2 separate regions of the Homo sapiens genome follow, and region 2 is linked to region 1. A link is a contact called in ENCODE Hi-C or POLR2A ChIA-PET data. All regions are on one chromosome and are shown on one strand. The core of a region is the stretch at or near the end of the contact, and the rest is flanking DNA. Distances in the headings are between cores, read along the strand shown.

What was found. Hi-C counts contacts between places; a loop is a spot of excess contacts on that map. ChIA-PET counts read pairs that join two places held with the same protein, here RNA polymerase II (POLR2A). Pooled maps may share reads with other maps.
Region 2: a map of IMR-90 shows a loop between it and region 1 (6-fold over the local background). The contact joins the enhancer-like site here to the promoter of TEAD1 in region 1. A Hi-C loop is called at or near these places in 8 of 168 maps with a recorded cell type or tissue (IMR-90, MCF 10A, cardiac septum and 5 more) and 6 of 50 pooled maps. POLR2A ChIA-PET finds 5 or more read pairs at or near these places in 4 of 52 experiments (AG04450, IMR-90, MCF 10A and 1 more).

What each region holds. Positions count from the first base shown.
Region 1 is chr11:12,671,723-12,676,461 of GRCh38, reverse strand. TEAD1 (TEA domain transcription factor 1) reads right to left here and starts at 2,041. Exons shown (of 13, transcript NM_021961.6): 1 at 1,628-2,041; 2 at 901-1,053. RefSeq lists enhancers at 1-399, 400-1,214 and a silencer at 2,050-2,349.
Region 2 is chr11:12,536,591-12,541,936 of GRCh38, reverse strand. No RefSeq gene overlaps it. Among named protein-coding and RNA genes, the nearest start is that of TEAD1, 140 kb to the left of the region's middle. Within about 2 kb of position 2,181, at least 7 of the 41 ENCODE cell types and tissues checked have a DNase peak (open chromatin) inside an H3K27ac peak, as active enhancers do; they include IMR-90, endothelial cell of umbilical vein, mammary epithelial cell and 1 more, where a contact is called at or near this core.

The DNA of each region.
Region 1 (4,739 bases), core at 792-3,291:
ACTGTTCCCCAATCTGTGCCTCAGAGAAGCCCCTATCCGTAGAAGACCAGCAAGATTCACTGCAGCCTGCAGAGAAAGGAGCCCACTCCCGGCTGTGACTACACAGTGGATCACATCTCCCTGAAGGGAGGGATATGTCTACTCAGGTAACCATTGCAGGCAACCAGCGCACCCCAAGCCATCAGACCACCTGAACTTCCAAAAACAACCAAGGTGGAAAGCGGGGAGAAAGAAATCTGTGGTTGTTGTGAACTGATAAGGTTCTGCTCCTTTGCAATACGTGTAGTGTTTTTAGTATTTCTTTTTACTATTTTGAAATGTGGCAGGCTTAACAGACCTTTCTATCCCAAGACCTGGGCTCCTTCCAACGCACTGTTTTTAAACATGGCCTTTTTACATTCCCTGCTCCTGGAACATCATCTGTCTCTAAGTTTCCAGGGCTCACTGAGGTCAATTTTCATTTCTGCAAATCACAGGAAGCCACTTGCTTCTAAGAAGTTAACAAGCCTCCTGAGAAACGCTGGTGGCTGGTATTTCATTGTTTCATAAATATTTTTATATAGTGACACTATCCAACTTTAAATAAATCTTTTAAAAAAGGCAATTTAAAAGCAAAGAAAATTCTGATCTGGATTTCATTTATTTTCATGAGAGGGGAGGTGTGAGTCCTCATTGTTTTCGACTCATTAAAAATATTGCTTTGATTTTTTAAAAATACAAAAGTTATTTTTTTAAAAAGAAGAAAAGTCACAGAAGTTAAACTTTCTTTAAAGCGGGACTCTGGACTTTTGAAAACAAGTGTTGCTGTTACGAACAAAGACTAGAAGTGTACCCAGATTTTCTCCCCCCCGGGGATCATTTCTCTTCCAATCAACAAACAAATCCCCCAGTATTTCCTACCGAAAGGGAAGGGAAGTTTTCCAGGGAGAGTCTCCTCCTGGGTTTGGTGGTAACTGCGACTCAGTCTTTTTTGGACACAATGTTTCTGCTGACTCCTGAAAATTTTCCACTTGAATGTGCAATGAAGCGGCGGCGGCAGCGGCAGCAACAGTCCTGGAGAAGCGGCAAAGACGACCGTGCCCTTTTTCATCTTTGAGAAGAAGGAGCGAACCCCCCGCCAGCGGCACAAGTCTGCGCAGACCCGGGCCGGCCTCGGGGGTACCCGGCGCCGGGGGGCGGCGGCGAAAGCAGGGGGGTGCAGGCCGGCTCCGGGCTCCGAGGCGGCGGCTCTGCCCGCCCGCGCTCGCTCCGAACTTCTGGCTCCCCAGCGCACCCCGTCCAAGGCGCCCGAGGGTGTGTGCGTGTGTGCGCGTGCAGGCGGCGGGAGAGGGGGCGCGCGGGGGGCGCGGCGCGGCCGGCCGGGGGCCGCCTGTTGCCGCGCGGGCTCCCAGCGCGCGGCCCAACTTGGCGTCCTGGCAAGTCGCGCGGCGGCGCCCGGCCGCTCACCTCGGAGGGGGCGCGGGGAGGCGGGTGTGGGGGCCCGGCCGCGGCCCTCCGCGTGCCCGCCCGCCGTCGCACACAAAGCAGAGCCCGCAAAGAAAGAGCGGCCCGCGAGGGACGCGCCGCCGGCCCCCCGCTGCCCCGTGCGCCCCCCGCACCCCAGCATCCGCCCCGCGCGCCAACTTACCTCGGCCCAGGGAGCCACCGCAGCGCCCGGCGAGTCCGAGGCAAACTTCGGCGCCGCTTCCCCCGCCCTCTGCTCGGTGCCCGGCTCCCTCCCCGGCTCCCGGTCCCTGGGCCCGGCCACCCCACCCCTGCCTAGCACCGCTCCTGCCCCGGGGCCGGCTGGCGCGCTGGGCTGCTGCCCGCGCTCCGGGCAAAGGTGGAGGGGTGGGGGGGCGTCACTGCATGGCCTGTGCCTGGACGCGGCCGCCCCGGGCCCGGGCCCCGCCGCGCGGAATGGCCCGCAGGGTGGAAGCGAGTCTGCAAAGTGCTTGGTGGGCGCCCGCGGCGGGCGGCGGGGCCGCGGCGGCGGCAGCAGAGGCTCGGCTCGGCTCAGGCGGCGCGGCGCGGCGCGAGCGATGCTAAGAATGTTCGGAATGAGGACAGGAATGAAATGAACGCCAGGACCGAACTCGCTCCGGAGGGGTGGGGCCTCGGTGACGTCATGCGGCCTGCCGCCCGGGGCTGGAGGCGGGGCCTGCCGCCGCCGGTGACGTCATGGGGAATCGGGGCGGACCGGCGCGGCTGCTTCGCCGTTGGGGCGCGGGCTTTCGGCAGCTGGGCGGAGTCTCGCGCCCACGGGGGAGCGTGGCTCGCGCGGGAGCCGCCCTCCGTCTCCCGGCGCGGGCTCCGGGCTTTGTCCCGAGCCGGGGCGGGGCGGGGCGGGGCGGACGGGAGCTGCGCGGCTTGGAAGTCCCTGCGCTCGCGCGAAGAACTCTGGAAGCCTGGGTTTCTTCCAGGGGGCAGGCGCCGAGGCGGGAGTTGCGCGCGACGCGCCTACCGTGCCTCAGTTTCCCTAGTCCGGGACGCGGAAGCGCGGGTGACTGCGTTGAGTGCTCCCGGACTCGCGGAAGTCTGCAAGTGTAGGGTAGAGAAGTTGCCTTTCTGGTGATGCAGATTGTTGCTCTCGAGCGCGGTGGACGCCGTCTCCGGGCCAGATTCCCAGCCTGCCATTTCTTCTCTTCCCTTTCACTTTTATAAAAGTTCACAGCTCTCACTCAAGTCGAAATCTGTCTTACGGTTGGGAAAGGAAAACCTTTAGCTTAGCAAAGAAGGATAATTACAGAGTTCGTAATAAACCTGCCCTGCTAGCAAGGTCTTCTCCAAGTCAGTTAAAAAACTAAGTTCACTCATCTCTGCCGGTTGTACTTTTCAAAAGTAACTTCCTAAACTTTGAAATGCTGCATCCGGCGACTTTAAGTTAGCCCTTTCATTATTGAGAAACTTCATTTCATTATTAAAGGAATCATTTTAACCCTGCCATTGGAGGTAGTGACGCAAAAGTGACATAGACGCAGTCGGTAAATCAGAAAACGGGTAAAATCGACCCACTGGGGACAGAACCGTCTAAAGTTTCGGGTGATTGTTATAATTATTTAACAAACTGCAAAGCAGTTCCCGCACAGTGGACCTCATTCGTTCTAGGCACTTGGCTCTCTTTTCCAGCTGAGGCCTCAGGATTAAATAACAACATATTTTGTGCCCGAGGAATCCCTATATCCCTATATATGGGTAACTGAGGAGACTAGACTGTGACTGAGTGCAACACATTTCTACAAAACATAACTTTTACTAATACATTGTTTTCCTTTTTTTTAATTTTTTTTTTATTTTATTTTTGGAGACAGGATCTTGCTCTGTCACCTAGGCTAGAATGCAATGGTGCGATCTGGGCTCGCTGCAGCCTCGACTCCCTGGAATCAAGCCATCCTCCCTTTTCAGCCTCCCGAATAGCTGGAACTACAGGCACGCACCACCACGCCTAGCTAATTTCTAAAATTTTTTTGTAGAGATGCAGTTTCACCATGCTGCCCAGGCTGGTCTCAGACGCCCGGGCTCAAGCTGTCCTCCTGCCTCGGCTTCCTGAAGTGCTGGAATTACAAAAGTGAGCCACTGCACCCAGTCTTATTAATACATTTTTAATTTCAACTCTTGAAGTAATCGGAGTAACAGGCAGTTGTAAAAAATAATAATAAATCGTTTGTTCACTTTGCCCAGTTCTCCCCACTGGTAATGTCTTCCAAAACTCTAATACAGTATCACAATTGGGATATTGACATTGATACGATCCACCCATCTTATTCAGATTTCCTCAGTCTTACTTGTACGTATTCGTACGTGCCTGTGTTTAGGTCTATGCAATTTCCTGACTTGTGTAGGTACCACCACAGTCAAGTACAAGTGCATTTTATTTCTAATTCATAGGCAATGATAAGGTAATACAGTGAGGTTCACAATAATGAACCCAACCACCTTGGCACTGGTTTTTGGAAATGTGTTAGAAAACACATAATTAATTTGGCATTAAAACTGTACTAGGCATATCTCTCTCCAAATGTCATCTTCTAAAAGCACCAGATAAATTTCGATGGCAGTGCCAACCAGTTAGTAGGGTTTCTAAACCACTATTTGTTGGCCCAGTATACCTGGGCACCTTTCAGACTAGTTCCTGTCTTATAGCCACTTTGCAATACAATATCTCCCTCATTCCAGACTGAATTAAGGAAAAATTCCTTGGCCTGGAATCCAAAGTTCTTTATGACATGAGTGACTTTTTGACCAGTATTTTCTCCAACTTCTCCCGTGTGTAAATTTTTTGAGACTCACCTTAAAAACCTCTTCCTCCGGGAAGACTGCTAAACTAAATATTTCCTCTCTAGGACCCTTGAAGCTCCTTGCTCCAGATATGCTTCTTGTATTCTGTTAGTTACCAGCATATGTGTGTTATTGGTGTTATATTGGTGTTATATGGTGATGCCTACCTATCTGAGCCCCTGGAAAGTGGTCTGGGTCTCATGCAGCTAAGTATGCCCTGCCCAGGACATACAAATGGGAAGTGACTCTCATTGTCATCTCTCCACTCTTCCAAATGCTTTCACTCTCCTCAGCCACCTTGATCAATGCATAGGACCAGTGCATGGATTTAGGGCCCCAGCACCTAAGGGCAGGAACATTAAGTGCAACCCGCTAAAATGGCAGCAGATACCATATACTGCGTCCATGCTTAGCACTTGGCATTTTACATTTGCCATCTCAATTAGTTCTCACAGAACCTGTGTAAAGTAGTAATTAGTACC
Region 2 (5,346 bases), core at 932-3,431, 130 kb after region 1:
AGTTTTAATATCAGCCCCAAGAATGGAGGGAATGGGGGGTCAGAGGTCCCTGGAGCCAGCTTTGCCATCAACGGGCTCTGTGACCTTGGGCAAACTCTCTCCCCTCTGCAGTGGTGGGGCTAGATGCGATTATTTCTAAGAACGCTGAGCGTCCCACCTCCAGGATTCTTCTTTCTCTTTTCTTTTCAAGCAGCCCCCGTTCTGGTCTCAGGGAGGCAGGTTCTGAGATGGAGGTATATGAGCAGGTGGCTTACTGGGGAGTGAGCCCAGGAACAACACCAGTGAGGGAGCGAGAGCTCAGGGTGAGGAGCTAGGCTGTGATATGCAGTGAGGGTGGCCTCAACTGCTCCTACCTGGAGCTCTGGGGCTGGAGGGAGGATCTTGAAAGAGCCTCTTCCCTTCAGAGATGTCCAGATGGAAGAAAGTGTATGCACTGACTGTGTGCACCGACCAGTCCTTGGGTGCCCATGCAAGGGCGTGTCATCTTGGAGATAGGCTCACATCTTTCTTCAGCAGGGCCTATCATGCAGTGGGAGGCAGCTGGGGGTGTGGAGGGTAGGGAGAGAGGGAAGAATGAGTGCCTTGGCCCTCAGGGCCACCTGGGCAGGGGGTACCACAGCATCCACTGCACAAGCCCTTCCTGCTTCTAGACTTCTCTAGAGTGGAGATTCAGTCTGCTGGCTTCTCAGTCTTGGACCTGGCCTGCCCTGGCCTTCGCCAGCAGGGGAGAAATCAGTGTCTGTCCACGAATACTCATCCACTGTCTGCAGCTGCCAGGAATTCTGAAGGCAAAAGCTAAGGAATTCAAAGCATCTATGACTTAGCAGGATTGTTCCAAAACTGCAGACTTCTCCAAAGAGCCTTCTGGATTTCATTGTGAATGCTTCTCTCAGTTCTTAGAACATAGCCAAGGACTCCCGCCCCTCACTTTTCAGGGCTGTCCTCTGGCTGCTGGGGTCAGTGGGCCTTGGTGAGCTTGCCTGGGGAATGCGTGGGTGTTTGGAACCCTTGCCTTCCTGCCTAAAGGTAAGATGCTTGGAAGCTGGAGTCAGACAGTTCTACCCCTTTCTACAGGGTTATTTTGGCCACTCCACTTAACCTATCTGGGCTTCTTTGCTCATCTCTAACATGGACTTGGTACTACCCTCAGAACCTAGGGACGTGGCTTTTCTGGAGGCTAAAAACAGAACATCTTGAGCAGATAAACATGCTGCCTTCTGGTAAATATGTAGTTTGAGTGGTAGCTACTATCTTTCTATATATTTTACCTCCTGCCCCATCCCCAATCATAACTGATTGGTCCAGGAGTGGGCATTAAGAATTTATTTGGAGCCTTGTATTGGCATCCTGAGCTATAAAATTTGTACAAGGCTACAATGGCAAGCAGCTTTCCTTGTAATATTCCTGTCTCCCTCCCACTCTCCCAAAGACATCACTAGTCAAAAGGCAATGGGGAGAGTGCTGGGTTGATTAGTAATGTCTGCCATAGATATGTGAGGAGCAGAGGAAGCATGGTACTATTTGCCAACCCTGGCCTAAGGCTTGCAGGAATAACGGTAGCACTAGGAACCCCTACTGCTGTGGAGCTTTCAGGTTTACAGAGTGTCCATAGCCACACTATTGTTGAGCCTCTTCACCAGCCCTGGGTTGTGGAGTGGCCCTCCTCGGTGTGGGATGATTACTCTCATAGTTGGAGCATAGGTTCAGGAGAGAGGCCTGAAGATGGCGGGGTGGGAGACACTTCTGAGCCAGGCAAAATCAAACCAGGATTCAACAAGTGACAAGCCCCCCTTACATCCTCACTACCGACGGAGAGGCTCAGAGGTACAGTGATTTGCCCAGTATCAGACAGCTAGCAAATGCCAGGCTTGAACATAGGCCCTTTGCCCCTAAATCAAAGTTTTCAGGGGTTCTGGCTATCCTAATAAAATGTGCTTGCACTCTCTCCCCTGGGCTTCCCCTGAGTCGAGTCTCTAGCAGTGTAACCTGACTGCAGATTTTCACATTGGGAAAATCCAAGAGAAGAAACTTGCTGCCTGTGACTTGTTTTCTCTCAGTCCCTGGAATTTGATTTTGTAAAATGATCTCATAGGCTTATTATAAACATGCATTGATGTACATCTTCAACTTTTGAAACAGCCAGTGTGAGTAAAGCTGAGTCACGAATGGAGGAAGCAGAGCCTTTCAGTAAAGTCTATTCACATATGGGCACAGGCTGTGCCAGTGGAGCCGTGTGCTTCCAGGCAGGGCTCTGGGCTCAAGTAGGCCGTAAGTCAGGATTGCTGTCATCTTGCTTTTTCAGTCCCCTGTCTCTGGGTCTACTGGTGTTCCCAGCCACAGTCTCAGGAACCAATCTGCTGATGTGCAGTGTGGGGAGGTAGAGGTTCACAGGCAGGCAATAACTCAACAGCCCTGGAAAAGTTCTGTTATTAAAGACCTAGTATCTACCTGGAGCACCTGGACATTGTTTGATGACAGCACCCTCCTCCCTGGCTCTCTCATCCCTCTCACGGGCCTAAGCTCCTGCCTTCACCTGCCCTGCACAGCAATTGCCCAATGGGACTCAAAAAGCCCACTACTAATTCCAGCTGGTCCCCTGTCTGAGGCTGGCAGACTGGGCCAGCCCCCTCTGTGTGGTGCCATCTCCCCTGATCTCAAGCCCTGCTTGCTGCCTGTCGCTTAGCCCTACCTGCTGGAATCCTCCTTTCCCTGTACACCTGCCTGAACTGTGACCAGCTTGTGTGTTCCTGCCTATGAGACCTCAGCAAGCCTGGCTATTTCCCTGGGCCCAGCACTGGTCAGCTGGGGTGGTGCTGCAGACTCCAGCCTCTGTACCACCCATGTCCTTCCCTCTCCCCCCAACTCCAGTCCAGAAGCCGGGAGCTCAACCTGCCTCTAGCTTTCTACCCAGAGGAGGACAGCCCCCCAAGTCCCCACAAGGGCAGAGACAGGCCACTTGTTTGTTGGAGAGGAAGTGAGGCTTCCTCAGGCATTCATACCTGTGCCTCTTCCCAGAGTACTCCAAATAACCAAGTGTTTCGCATAAAAAGACACAGAGCATACCCTTAAAAGAATACTTCAAGGCTGGCACTTATAATTCTAGTGCTTTGGGAGGCTCAGGCCAGGAGTTCAAGACCAGCCTAGCAACATAGACTCTGTCTCTACAAAATAGAAATAAAGAATTAGACAAGTAGGGTGGCATGTGCCTCGAGTCCTAGCTGTTTGGGAGGCTGAGGCAGGAGGATTGCTTGAGGCCAAGAGTTTGAGGCTGCAGTGAGCTATGGTTGTACCACTGCACTCTAGCTTGGGTGATAGAGTGAGACCCTGTCTCTAAAAACAAACAGAAATGGAACAACTTCAGAGTTCGGATAAACCTCTTTGTTTAATTTCAGAGTTTCCTGCAATCAGTTAAGAAAAGCCCCACCACTCCCCCTCCGTCAATTAACTAGATAAATACATAAAGTCAAGAGGAAACAGTATTTGTGATGGTAAAAGGAATTTTGATTCACAGTTGGAATCAAACCTCGTTGACACTGATCATGACCTCACCTCTAGCCTGTGTGGTGTTGGGGAGCCAGGGTTAAAGGAATGTGGAGGCAGCAGGACATCCTGGAGAGAATGAAGACTTCAGAGTCAGACAGAGCTAGATTTGAAGCCAGCTGGCGAACCTCTGTTTTCTCTTCTGTAAAATGGGTAACTATAGCACCTACCTGACAGGTTAGCATCTACATGATGGATAGGTTTCTGTGCATGGTACATGGCTGGAGTCCAACAAGAATTTATTTCAAGTCTGTCTTTTTCCACTGGAGATCATCACTGAGTTGCGGTCTCCTGAGCAGAAAGGGGGTTGGCAGCCGGAGCATGTGTCTCTCTTGGAACACCCTAGGCTCTGGCAGCACACAGGTTATGCAAGGCACAACCGGAGGAGGAAGTAACAGGATCCTAGCAGTGACTGTTGTTGGAGAGGGTCAGACCAAGCTAAAGCTTGGAAGGAGATGCAGCCTGGTTCCATCTGGATCTGAATCAAGGGTCAGAGGGAAGTGTCAAGGCTTGGAAGTCACTAGAGCATAAGCGCATGAGGCTGAGAGCATGTCTGTTTTGTTTGCTGTGGATTCTCCCATGCCTAGCGCAGCATCTGGCATCATAGGCAGTGTTTAAATATTTATTGAACAAATGAAGAATAAATGAATTAGTGACAGCCTTATCAGTTCAGAGCCTGGTTGTTTCGGGAGTTCCATTTGAAAACAAGGCAAAGGAGAACAGCTGCTGGCAGGAAACAAATGTGGGAACCACCAAAGGTTCTGAAGATACACCATGTTTAAACGGCTAGAACCTCAACTCTGGAGCCACGTGGCCAGGACTCAAAGCTCTGTCACTTACAAGACATGGAACCTGGATCATGTCACTAAATCTTTCTGTGCCTTCATTATGTTTTTTATTTTTTAATTTTTTGCCTATAACATGGGGATAATAGAACCTACCTCACAGGATTGTTGAAAGGACCAAAGGAGATTATTTGTGTGAAGTGTACACTGTAAGTGCTCAATAAACACAACTGTTAGTATTAATTGAGAGGGATGTGAAATTAGCTGTGTTTCCAGAAGTTTTGGCAGGGAATACACACAGAATGGATAGCTTAAAGAGAAACTTCTTAATATAGTGATAGATTTTAGAGCATAGAAAGAAAAAAATATGGGGAAAAAAACCCTGCAACTAGTTAAGAGTCATTGCAATATCTGGGCATGAGAGGATGAGGCCTAGATTAGGGGACTAGTTGGGGGTCCACAGAGGGAGAGGACCAGTGCAAAACAGATGGTTCATGAAGGAGCAATTGGTAGAACTGATTGGATGTGTTGGGGGGAGCAGAAAATGTAGAACTCCTTTGTGGGTCTGGAAGGAGATGGTAGCTCTCGAAGAGATGAGGGATGTCTAAGAAGGAGCAGGGCTGGTGAAGGATAAAAATCCAGTTTGGAATGTGCTAAGGGGGACAAGGGGTAGCCCGCTTGAAAGATGCTGTGAAGCTGGACATGCCCACGCGGATGGGTGAGATCTTGGGGTTGGAGGGAGGGCAAGCAGGGGTGGAAGCCAGGGGACATGTAGGAAGAGACGTGTGGAGGGCACTTCCAGAGAACACCCATGTTCGGGGGTGGGGAGAGGAAAGACCTCCACCTAGGAGCACACAGAGCTATAGCCAGAGGGCGGGTGAGAAGGGGACAAATGCAGTGCCCCTGAGGCTGTGGCAGCCAAGTTCCTGGAGGAGTGGAGCAGGGGAGTGGGGCCAGGGCCAGCCAGTGGGTTCAGTGCTGACAACTCAGAGGACAACTTATCTTCTGGAAAATTAAAGGC